Linked DNA regions of Homo sapiens: region 1 is linked to region 2. A link is an interaction called in ENCODE POLR2A ChIA-PET data of the cell type or tissue named here. Cell type or tissue: B cell. All regions are shown on one strand. Links, peaks and the distances in the headings refer to the core of each region. The heading gives the core; the rest is flanking DNA.

What was found. ChIA-PET counts read pairs that join two places held together with the same protein. Peaks named below come from ENCODE experiments on the same cell type or tissue, not always from the same donor. Only the 100,000 strongest peaks of a DNase experiment are listed, where the experiment ranks them.
Region 1: POLR2A ChIA-PET joins it to region 2 with 5 read pairs; 20 of 35 experiments call an interaction of 5 or more read pairs at or near these places.

Annotation. Positions count from the first base shown.
Region 1 is chr19:38,733,672-38,738,888 of GRCh38, reverse strand. CAPN12 (calpain 12) reads left to right here. Exons shown (of 21, transcript NM_144691.4): 6 at 241-315; 7 at 386-471; 8 at 542-616; 9 at 1,251-1,414; 10 at 1,501-1,733; 11 at 2,326-2,337; 12 at 2,571-2,779; 13 at 3,345-3,387; 14 at 3,460-3,519; 15 at 4,019-4,076; 16 at 4,500-4,570; 17 at 4,685-4,747; 18 at 5,108-5,186. LOC124904711 (a long non-coding RNA gene) reads right to left here and starts at 2,662. Exons shown (of 2, transcript XR_007067251.1): 1 at 1,707-2,662; 2 at 1-1,545. RefSeq lists enhancers at 1,206-1,265, 4,692-4,741 and silencers at 1,686-1,735, 2,483-2,632. In B cell, for the core only: no CTCF peak of the experiment used is centred there; DNase peaks (open chromatin) are centred at 1,838, 2,708, 3,348, 4,258 and 1 weaker place; H3K4me3 peaks cover 3,519 bases; H3K27ac peaks cover 2,690 bases.
Region 2 is chr19:38,855,184-38,860,652 of GRCh38, reverse strand. No RefSeq gene overlaps it. Among named protein-coding and RNA genes, the nearest start is that of HNRNPL, 7.9 kb to the right of the region's middle. RefSeq lists silencers at 335-503, 3,016-3,175 and an enhancer at 3,386-3,445. In B cell, for the core only: no CTCF peak of the experiment used is centred there; DNase peaks (open chromatin) are centred at 2,471 and 3,132; H3K27ac peaks cover 1,398 bases.

The DNA.
Region 1 (5,217 bases), core at 218-5,217, 120 kb after region 2:
AAGTGCTGGGATTACAGGCGTGAGCCCGTACCTCCATCTCCTTTTGTCTCGTTTCCATCTCCCTTCCTCTCCTTTTCTCTTTCGCCTTCAGTCACTAACCCTGACATGGTCTCTGAGCTGCGTGCCATTCAGTTCAGTGCTCTGGTTGGCTCCTGCCTTGGTGGCAGGAGGTTGGGGGCAGGGAGGAGCAGCTGCCCTCCTGTCCCCTACCTTGGCCTCACCATCCCATCCCCTGCCCAGAGTGATCGGGGTGAGTACCGCACAGAAGAGGGCCTGGTAAAGGGACACGCGTATTCCATCACGGGCACACACAAGGTAAGTGTCCCCCATGGGTGGGGTGGCAGGCCATGTCCAGGCATCACCCCCACTGACGATGCTGCCCCAGGTGTTCCTGGGCTTCACCAAGGTGCGGCTGCTGCGGCTGCGGAACCCATGGGGCTGCGTGGAGTGGACGGGGGCCTGGAGCGACAGGTGGGATGGGTCTGGGGTGGGTGTGGGGCTGGACCCCACCTGCCCGCCCCTCACACCACAGTCTCTCCAGCTGCCCACGCTGGGACACACTCCCCACCGAGTGCCGCGATGCCCTGCTGGTGAAAAAGGAGGATGGCGAGTTCTGGTCAGTTCGTCAGGGTCCCAGCTCTGCCTCTGGGAGGGTCTCTGCCAAGGGGTTCAGGGAGGGCGAGCCCCAGTTGAAGGATGGGTCCTAATAGGGAGAAACTGTGTACATCGGTGGTAATTTTGGGGCCAGGTTCTATTTTGGGAAATCAAGGAAGAATTGGTAGTAATATTAGAGAACCTCTGATTGGAGTGGGTTTAAAAAAGTAGTAATATGAGGGGAATTTGAAGGCCTAGTTATCTGTGGAGGATTGAAAGGGATGGGCAGTATTTAGGGCAATGGAGGAAGGCTTGGTGATATTTGGGGCATTTCTTGAGATTTGGCAATGTTGAGGGGCTGAAGGGTACTTGTTGGTAATTTAGAGTCTGAGGGTCTTGCTATTTGGGGGTTGGTGGCAATTTAACGATATTTGGGGGCAGCTTGTGAATCTTGGCGATTTGTGGGGCATGTCTGAGGACTTGGAGGAATTTGGCAGAGCTAGAGGCCCAGGCATTTGGGGTTCATTTCTGGAGCCTGAAGGGTATTTGACAATATTTAAGAAATGTGAGGGGCTTTGGGATCTGGGAGTCATTTCCGGGATCTTGGGACCCCCTCGAGGTGGGGCCGGGCAGGGTCTGACTGGGCCACCGTGCAGGATGGAGCTGCGGGACTTCCTCCTCCATTTCGACACCGTGCAGATCTGCTCGCTGAGCCCGGAGGTGCTGGGCCCCAGCCCGGAGGGGGGCGGCTGGCACGTCCACACCTTCCAAGGCCGCTGGGTGCGTGGCTTCAACTCCGGCGGGAGCCAGCCTAATGCTGGTGAGGCCTGAGGGGCCCTGAGAGGCTTCCTGGGGTGGGGGGCGCTGTGGCCGGCTAGGAAACCCCCTTTTTTCCTCCTCCCTTAGAAACCTTCTGGACCAATCCTCAGTTCCGTTTAACGCTGCTGGAGCCTGATGAGGAGGATGACGAGGATGAGGAAGGGCCCTGGGGGGGCTGGGGGGCTGCAGGGGCACGGGGCCCAGCGCGGGGGGGCCGCACGCCCAAGTGCACGGTCCTTCTGTCCCTCATCCAGCGCAACCGGCGGCGCCTGAGAGCCAAGGGCCTCACTTACCTCACCGTTGGCTTCCACGTGTTCCAGGTGAGGTCCTGGGCAAAGCTGAGGCTGGAGGGAACCCGGAGGGTGGAGGGGCGGGGCCGGGCCAAGGAGCGGGGGAGGCATGGAGGGGCGGGGCCAGTGGGAAGAGGGGAGGTGTGGAGGGCGGGGCCAAGGGGGAAGAGGGGGAGTGGTGGAGGGGTGGGACTGAAGAGGATCGGGGAGGAGGGGAGGAGTGGAGGAGCAGGGCCAAGAGGGGGCGGCGCTGGGAGGGGAGTAGGGGGCTAGTAGGGCTGGGGGGCCAGGTCTCAGAGGGGAGAGGGAGCTAAGGGAATGAGAGGGAGGGGCTCAGGGACAGACAGAGGGACGAGGTTAGGGACAGAGAGAGGCTGGGGGTTAGAAGGGCCAGAGGGGACCAAGGATACAGAGAAGGCGCTGGGAGCGCAGATGGGGAAGGAAGAGTTGGGGAGGGGTCGGCGAGGGCCTGGGTCGGGGACTGCGGGGCAAAGGTTCAATAAGGGTCTAATAGGACGAAGAAGGAGGGAGAGAGCACAGAGGTGAGAAGGGGCAGGGAGGAGACCCTGAGCGGCGGCCACCTCTCCCCTGCCCCGACGCCCCTTGCTCTTGCTTCTTTCAGATTCCAGAGGAGGTGAGTCTGGGATGGGGTCAACCGGCCCTGGGGCTTGGTCAACCTGCCCTGGGGCTTGGTCAACCTGCCCTGGGGCTTGGTCAAACTGCCCTGGGGGTGGGGGGGCAGAGCCGGGTCCGGGGGCAGGGGAGGCGTGGACAGGGGTTAGGCAGGGTGGACGGGGCGCGCTGGAGGGTGCGGGGATGAAGGGCCGGGGGTGAGCCTGGTCCGTGGTCATGCCGCCCCGTCCCCAGCTGCTGGGCCTCTGGGATTCCCCGCGCAGCCATGCGCTCCTGCCCCGGCTGCTGCGCGCCGACCGCTCGCCCCTCAGCGCCCGCCGCGACGTGACCCGCCGCTGCTGCCTGCGTCCAGGCCACTACCTGGTGGTGCCGAGCACCGCCCACGCCGGCGACGAGGCTGACTTCACTCTGCGTGTCTTCTCCGAGCGCCGCCACACGGCCGTGTGAGCCCCGGGCACCCAAATCCGACCCCATCCCTGCCTAGACAGGCCCCGAGACCCCCGAGACCCCCGAGACCCCCGAGACCCCCGAGACCCCCGAGACCTGACCTGCCCCGCCCCCAGAACCCCTGCCCCGCCCCGCCCCGCCCCCAGAACCCCCGCCCCGCCCCGCCCCCAGAACCCCCGCCCCGCCCCGCCCCGCCCCCAGAACCCCCGCCCCGCCCCGCCCCGCCCCGCCCCGCCCGCAGAACCACCGCCCCGCCCCGCCCCGCCCCCAGAACCCCCGCCCCGCCCCCAGAACCCCCGCCCCGCCCCGCCCCCAGAACCCCCGCCCCGCCCCGCCCCCAGAACCCCCGCCCCGCCCCCAGAACCCCCGCCCCGCCCCCAGAACCCCCGCCCCGCCCCCAGAACCCCCGCCCCGCCCCCAGAACCCCCGCCCCGCGAGGATGAGCCCAGGGCTCCACGGTCCCTACCTAGACCCCACGCGATTCCTCACCTGAGACCCCGTCCCACACAGCCCCAGCTGGGGCAAACAGCCCCCTCCCCACTTCCCATCTGTAATTTGCAGGGAGATCGACGACGTGATCAGCGCAGACCTGCAGTCTCTCCAGGTGGGGACTGTTCCTGGAGGGGCGGCATGGGGCGGGGATCTTGGCCAGCGCTAAACTTCCGCCATGCGGCAGGGCCCCTACCTGCCCCTGGAGCTGGGGTTGGAGCAGCTGTTTCAGGAGCTGGCTGGAGAGGTGAGGAGGGGGATTGGACTGAGGGGGTATCCCGCTGCGGCCTCCCCTTGGGGACCCCCCTTCCCCCACCCCAGCATCTCAGGTGTCTCATTTTGCTTGCTTTTTCCTCCCTCCGGGCTTAAATCTCCTGACCTTTTCTTGAAATGCTCACAGCTCCTCCCTGCCTCAGGGCCTTGGGCTCAGTCCATACCCTCTCCCAGGACCACCCTCTCCCTCCTGACACCTCCAGCCAGGCTCAGGTCTCATCTAAGGTGCCCAGCCCTGGAAGCTCTCCCTGACCACCCCCCTGCCCCAGGCCGGTCTGCTGGCCCCCCACCAGCAACCACAGCCCAGTGCTTCCCCCGTCACAGCCCTGGCCCTGTGGGGACAGGTCTGTCTCCCCCACTCCTGGAGCTAGGGCTCTGAGGCTCTGTCAGCCCCTGCCGTGTCCCTAGCACAGGGCTTGGCCCAGAGCAGCTGGATGAGTAAATGGCCTCACAAGCCCTCTTTCCTGGACTAGGAGGAAGAACTCAATGCCTCTCAGCTCCAGGCCTTACTAAGCATTGCCCTGGAGCCTGGTGAGTTGGCTGGGATAGGGGCAGGAGGAGGGGTCTTAGCCAGGGGTCCTGCAACCAGAGCCGGTGCCACCCTATGTCTATGAACCCACCGCGCTGCTGGGAGTTGGGCTCAGGAAGCCAGGGCTCAGCCTGGCAGCATCTCCCTGCAGGGGATCTTGTGTGGGCCCCGTGACCTGGGCCACGGCTGCTCGCAAGCTCCCCTTCCGCTGAAAGGCAAGGCTGCCTTGAGCACAGACTGGGCACCCCCTGCCTGGATTTGAATCCCAGCTCTGCTAGGCGCAGCAGTCACTGGCTCCCTGTGCCTCGGCTTCTATAATATGGGACTGACAACATCACCTGCTTAAGGGAGTCACATCCACCCAGCCCTTAAAGTGGTGGCCAGAATGCAGGAAGTGCTGTGGTTTGACTTTGTTTTTCCTGTAGCCAGGGCCCATACCTCCACCCCCAGAGAGATCGGGCTCAGGACCTGTGAGCAGCTGCTGCAGTGTTTCGGGGTACATGGGGGGCAGTGCCTGGGTGAGGGAGGGAGTGGGGAAGGGGACGTTGGGGTCTCTCCTCCCCTTCTGGAGAGATTGACCTTAACCAGATGCCCCCGACCCCCAACACAGCATGGGCAAAGCCTGGCCTTACACCACTTCCAGCAGCTCTGGGGCTACCTCCTGGAGTGGCAGGTGAGGTGGGAGACTGGGCCTCTTCCCAGAAAGAGAGAAACCTTTACTAACAGAGACATAGGCACCCTGTGGGCTATCAGGTCCCCAGGGAACGAGGGGGTACTGGACTAGGCTGACTTGGAGAGATCTGGCTGGGATATCCCTGCCCCCACCCAGCCTCAGCTTGTCCTCTGGGTCATTGCTCTTATTCCCATTTTACAGATTGGGAAACAGAAGTCCCAAGTGGCTAGGCTGCTTGCTGGGGGTCCACACCAGAAGAAAGGGAGTTGGGATGGGCACCAGGCTGTCTTGCCTGGGAGGCCCCATTGGCAGCCCTCTTCAGGGCATGGAGGGCAGCCCTGACTCATCCTTCCTGCCCAGGCCATATTTAACAAGTTCGATGAGGACACCTCTGGAACCATGAACTCCTACGAGCTGAGGCTGGCACTGAATGCAGCAGGTGTGGACAGGGTCCTGGGGTGGTCGTGGGG
Region 2 (5,469 bases), core at 187-5,186:
GCAGTGAGCCGAGATTGCACCATTGCACTCCAGCCTGGGCGACAAGAGCTAAACTCCGTCCCCCAAAAATAAAAATTTAATTTAATTTAAAAAACATGGGTGAAACTTGAAAACATGCTAAGAGAATCAGACACAAAAGGCTACATACTATATTTTTCCATTTATATGATGTGGGTGAAAGATTACCTAGGTGCCGAGGCAAGAGACTGAAGGCACAAACTGTTTCAGTATAATAAAGAAAATAGTTAGAATAAGAATAGTCATAATACAAATTAGATATAGAGATGATCATGGACAATTATCAATCATTATTATAAACATTATTAATCATTAGCTTTTAATATTACTCTTTGTTGCATTACTAATATACCCTAAGGATAACCGGTGGGTATAGGGTCAGGTGCTGAAGGGACATTGTGAGAAGTGACCTAGAAGGCAAGAGGTGAGCCCTCTGTCACGCCCACATAAGGGCCGCTTGAGGGCTCCTTGGTCAAGCGGTAATGCCAGTGTCTGGGAAGACGCCCATTACTTAGCAGACCGCGAAAGGGAGTCTCCTTTCCTTGGAGGAGTCAGGGAACACTGCTCCACCAGCTTCTTCTGGAAGGCTGGATATTATCCAGGCCTGCCTGCAGTCACCGGAGGCCTAAACCCCTCCCTGTGGTGCTGTGCTCCAAAGGTCACGCTCCTTGTCCACTTTCACGTTCCTCCCGTACTCCTGGATCCTCTTTGAAGTTGGTAGTAGATAGCGGTAGAAGAAATAGTGAAAGTCTTAAAGTCTTTGATCGTTCTTATAAGTGCATAGAAGAAAACGCTGACGTATGCTGCCTTCTCTCTCTGCTTTGGCTACCTAAAAGGGAAGGGCCCCCCACCCCCGTCCTATGATCACGTGACTTGCTTCACCTTATCAATCACTTAGAGGATTCACCCTCCTTACCCTGCCCCCCTTGTCTCGTATGCAATAAATATCAGCGCGCCCAGCCGTTCGGGGCCACTACCAGTCTCCACAACTTGATGGTAGTGGTCTCCCGGGCCCAGCTGTTTTCTCTTTATCTCTTTGTCTTGTGTCTTTATTTATTACCATCTCTCATCTCTGCACACGGGGAGAACACCTGCTAAGCCCCGTAGGGCTGGACCCTACAATATGAAATGTCCAGACTAGACAAATCCATAGAGACAGAAAGTAAATTGGCGGCTGCCGGGGGCTGAGGGGAGTGACTGCTGAAGGATATGGAGGCTGGGCACAGTGGCTCACGCCTGTAATCCTAGCACTTTGGGAGGCTGAGGTGGGCGGATTGCAACGTGGCAAAACCCCGTCTCTACTAAAAATTCAAAACACTAGCGGGGTATGGTGGTGGGCGCCTGTAATCCCAGCTAGTCCAGAGGCTGAGGCAGGAGAATTGCTTGAACCAGGAGGCGGAGGTTGCAGTGCGGCGAGATCACGCCATTACACTCCAGCCTGGGCGACAGAGCAAGACTCTGTCTCGAAAAACAAAAAAAGGGTATGGAGTTCCTTTTGAGGGTAATATTCCAGAATCAGACAGTGATGATGGTTGCATGACTATGTGAGCATACTAAAAACCACTCAACACTCAATCATACATATACACAAACATACACACACACACACAAAACTTCTTCCTCCCAGGTTCAAGTGACTCTGGTGCTTCAGCCTCCAGAGTGGCTGGGACTACAGGCGTGCACCACCACGCCTGGCTAATTTTTGTATTTTTAGTAGAGAGGTGGTTTCGCCATGTTGACCAGGCTGGTCTCAAACTCCTGACCTCAGTGATTTGCCCACCTCGGCCTCCCACATAGCTGGGATTATAGGTGTGAGCCACCAGCCCAGCCAGTCATACACTTTAAAAGAGTTAATATTTGGCTGGGTGCAATGGCTCACGCCTGTAATCCCAGCACTTTGGGAGGCTGAGGCGGGCGGATCACCTGAGGTCAGGAGTTCGAGGTCAGCCTGGCCAACATGCAGAAACCCCATCTCTACTAAAAATACAAAAATTAGCCGGGCATTGTGGCAGGTGCCTATAATCCCAGCTACTTGGGAGGCTGAGGCAGGAGAATCGTTTGAACCCAGGAGGCAGAGGTTGCAGTGAGATGAGATCGCATCACTGCACTCCAGCCTGGGCGACAAAGCGAGACTGCGTCTCAAATAAATAAATAAATATATAAAGAGTTAATATTATGGTATGTGAAATATAGCTTAATAAAGATGTTATATTTTTTAATCCAAAAAAAATCTGATCTCATCACTCTTCTGTTTTTTGTGGAGTTTTTTGGAAAGAAGTTATCACTCTGTTGCCCAGGCTAAAGTGCAGTGGTGCAATCATAGCTCACTGCAGCCTCAAACTCCTGGGCTCAAGTGATCCTCCTGCCTGAGTCTCCTGAGGACCTGGGACTAGGGGCATTACACCATGCCCAGCTAATTTTTTTCCTTTTTTTTTTTTTTTGAGATGGAGTTTCACTTTTGTTGCCCAGGCTGGAGTGCAATAGCACAGTCTTGACTCACTGCAACTTCTGCCTCCTAGGTTCAAGTTGATTCTTCCGCCTCAGCCTCCCAAGTAGCTGGGATTATAGGCACCCACCACCATGCCCAGCTAATTTTTGTATTTTTAGTAGAAATGGGGTTTCACCATGTTGGCCAGGATGGTCTCAAACTCCTGACCTCAGGTGATCCACTCGCCTTGACCTCACAAAGTGCTGGGATTACAGGTATGAGCCACCGCACCTGGCCTTTTACTTTTTTTTTGTAGAGATGGTGTCTCACTATGTTAGCCAGGCTCATCTAAAACTCCTGGCCTCAAGGGATCCTCCTGCCTTAACATTCCCAGAGTGCTGGGATTACAGGCTTGAGCCACCATGCTCAGCTTGTCATTCTGGTTTTTAACCCTCTCATGGTTCTTTTCTCACTTAGTAATAAGACCAAAGTCCTCATCCTCAGCCCGTCTCAGTGGGCCCCACATAACGTGCCCCCATCACCCCTCTGACCTTGTCCCCTCAGACTCACCCTGTCACTCCCTCTGCCCAGCCACAAAGGTCTTCAGTTCTCATGTCAGGGCTTTTTGTGTGTGTGTGTGTGTGTGTGTGTGTGTGTGTGTGTGTGTGGCGGAATTTCGCTCGTTGCCCAGGCTAGAGTGCAGTGGCGTGTGATCTCAGCTCACTGTAACCTCAGCCTTCCGGTTTCAAGTGATTTTCCTGCCTCAGCCTCCTGAGTAGCTGGGATTACAGGCAACCACCACGACGCCCAACTAATTTTTGTATTTTTAGTAGAAATGGGGTTTCACCGTGTTGGCCAGGCTGGTCTTGAACCTCGTGATCTGCCCACCTCGGCCTCCCAGTGCTGGGATTACAGGCGTGAGCCACCATGCCCAGCCGACTTCAGGGCTTTTGCATTTGCTGTTTCTTCTCCCTGGGATGTTTTTTCTCTAGCTGTTCCAATTCCCATGTGAACACATATGGTATACGCTCACATACACACACACGATTCATTCAATAAGGTAAATATAAAGTAAATTAAAATTAAAACCAGTTTTTACCTCAGATTGACAAATGTAAAACAAAATGTGCAGTATTTTGAGATAGTGGGGAAAATTCATTTTTTACATAGAAATGCTGAGAACTCAAATTGTTACAGTGCTAATGGAGGGTAATTTGGCAAAATCTTTCAAAATGCAAAATGTACCAACTTGCAAGTATTTTAGCAAACCACAACAACAAAATAAGTTAAAAATGCCATCTGTCTGAGAGAAATTAGAATGGAAGTTCCAAAACACCTTTCTGTAAAATGCAGCCAAATTAAAATGGAGAGGGAAATTCAGAGCCTCCGTGCTTATATTAGAAAAGGAGAAAGACGTATCAAAATTTAAGAAGTTTTGGAAAAGAACAGCAGAAGAAACCTAGGCGCTCTCCCTCTCCCTCTCCCTGTCCCTGTCCCTCTCCCTCTCCCCATGGTTTCCCTCTCCCTCTCTTTCCACGGTCTCCCTCTCATGCCGAGCCGAAGCTGGACTATACTGCTGCCATCTCGGCTCACTGCAACCTCCCTGCCTGATTCTCCTGCCTCAGCCTGCGGAGTGCCTGCAATTGCAGGTGCGCGCCGCCACGCCTGACTGGTTTTCGTATTTTTTTGGTGGAGACGGGGTTTCGCTGTGATGGCCAGGCTGGTCTCCAGCTCCTAACCGCGAGTGGTCCGCCAGCCTCGGACTCCCGAGGTGCCGGGATTGCAGACGGAGTCTGGTTCTCTCAGTGCTCAATGGCGCCCAGGCTGGAGCGCAGTGGCGTGATCTCGGCTCGCTACAACCTCCACCTCCCAGCCGCCTGCCTTGGCCTCCCAAAGTGCCGAGATTGCAGCCTCTGCCAGGCCGCCACCCCGTCTGGGAAGTGAGGAGCGTCTCTGCCTGGCCGCCCATCGTCTGGGACGTGAGGAGTCCCTCTGCCTGGCTGCCCAGTCTGGAAAGTGAGGAGCGTCTCTGCCCAGCCGCCATCCCATCTCGGAAGTGAGGAGCGCCTCTTCCCGGCCGCCATCACATCTAGGAAGTGAGGAGCGTCTCTGCCCGGCCGCCCATCGTCTGGGATGTGGGGAGTGCCTCTGCCCCGCCGCCCCGTCTGGGATGTGAGGAGCGCCTCTGCCCGGCCGCCACCCCGTCTGGGAGGTGAGGAGCGTCTCTGCCCGGCCGCCCCGTCTCAGAAGTGAGGAGACCCTCCGCCCGGCAGCCGCCCCGTATGAGAAGTGAGGAGCCTCTCCACCCGGCAGCCGCCCCGTCTGGGAAGTGAGGAGCATCTCCGCCCGGCAGCCACCCCGTCCGGGAGGGAGGTGGGGGGTCAGCCCCCCGCCCGGCCAGCCGCCCCGTCCGGGAGGTGAGGGGCGCCTCTGCCCGGCCGCCCCTACTGGGAAGTGAGGAGCCCCTCTGCCCGGCCAGCCGCCCCGTCCGGGAGGGAGGTGGGGGGGTCAGGCCCCGCCCGGCCAGCCGCCCCGTCCGGGAGGGAGGTGGGGGGGTCAGCCCCCCGTCTGGCCAGCCGCCCGGTCCGGGAGGGAGGTGGGGGGGTCAGCCCCCCGCCCGGCCAGCCGCCCCGTCCGGGAGGTGAGGGGCGCCTCTGCCCGGCCGCCCCATCTGGGAGGTGAGGAGCCCCTCTGCCCGGCCACCACCCCGTCTGGGAGGTGTACCCAACAGCTCATTGAGAGCGGGCCAGGATGACAATGGCGGCTTTGTGGAATGGAGGGGGGGGAAAGGTGGGGAAAAGATTGAGGAATGGGATGGTTGCCGTGTCTGTGTAGAGGGAGGTAGACATGGGAGACTTTTCATTTTGTTCTGTACTAAGAAAAATTCTTCTGCCTTGGGATCCTGTTGATCTGTGACCTTACCCCCAACCCTGTGCTCTGAAACATGTGCTGTGTCCACTCAGAGTTAAATGGATTAAGGGCGGTGCAAGATGTGCTTTGTTAAACAGATGCTTGAAGGCAGC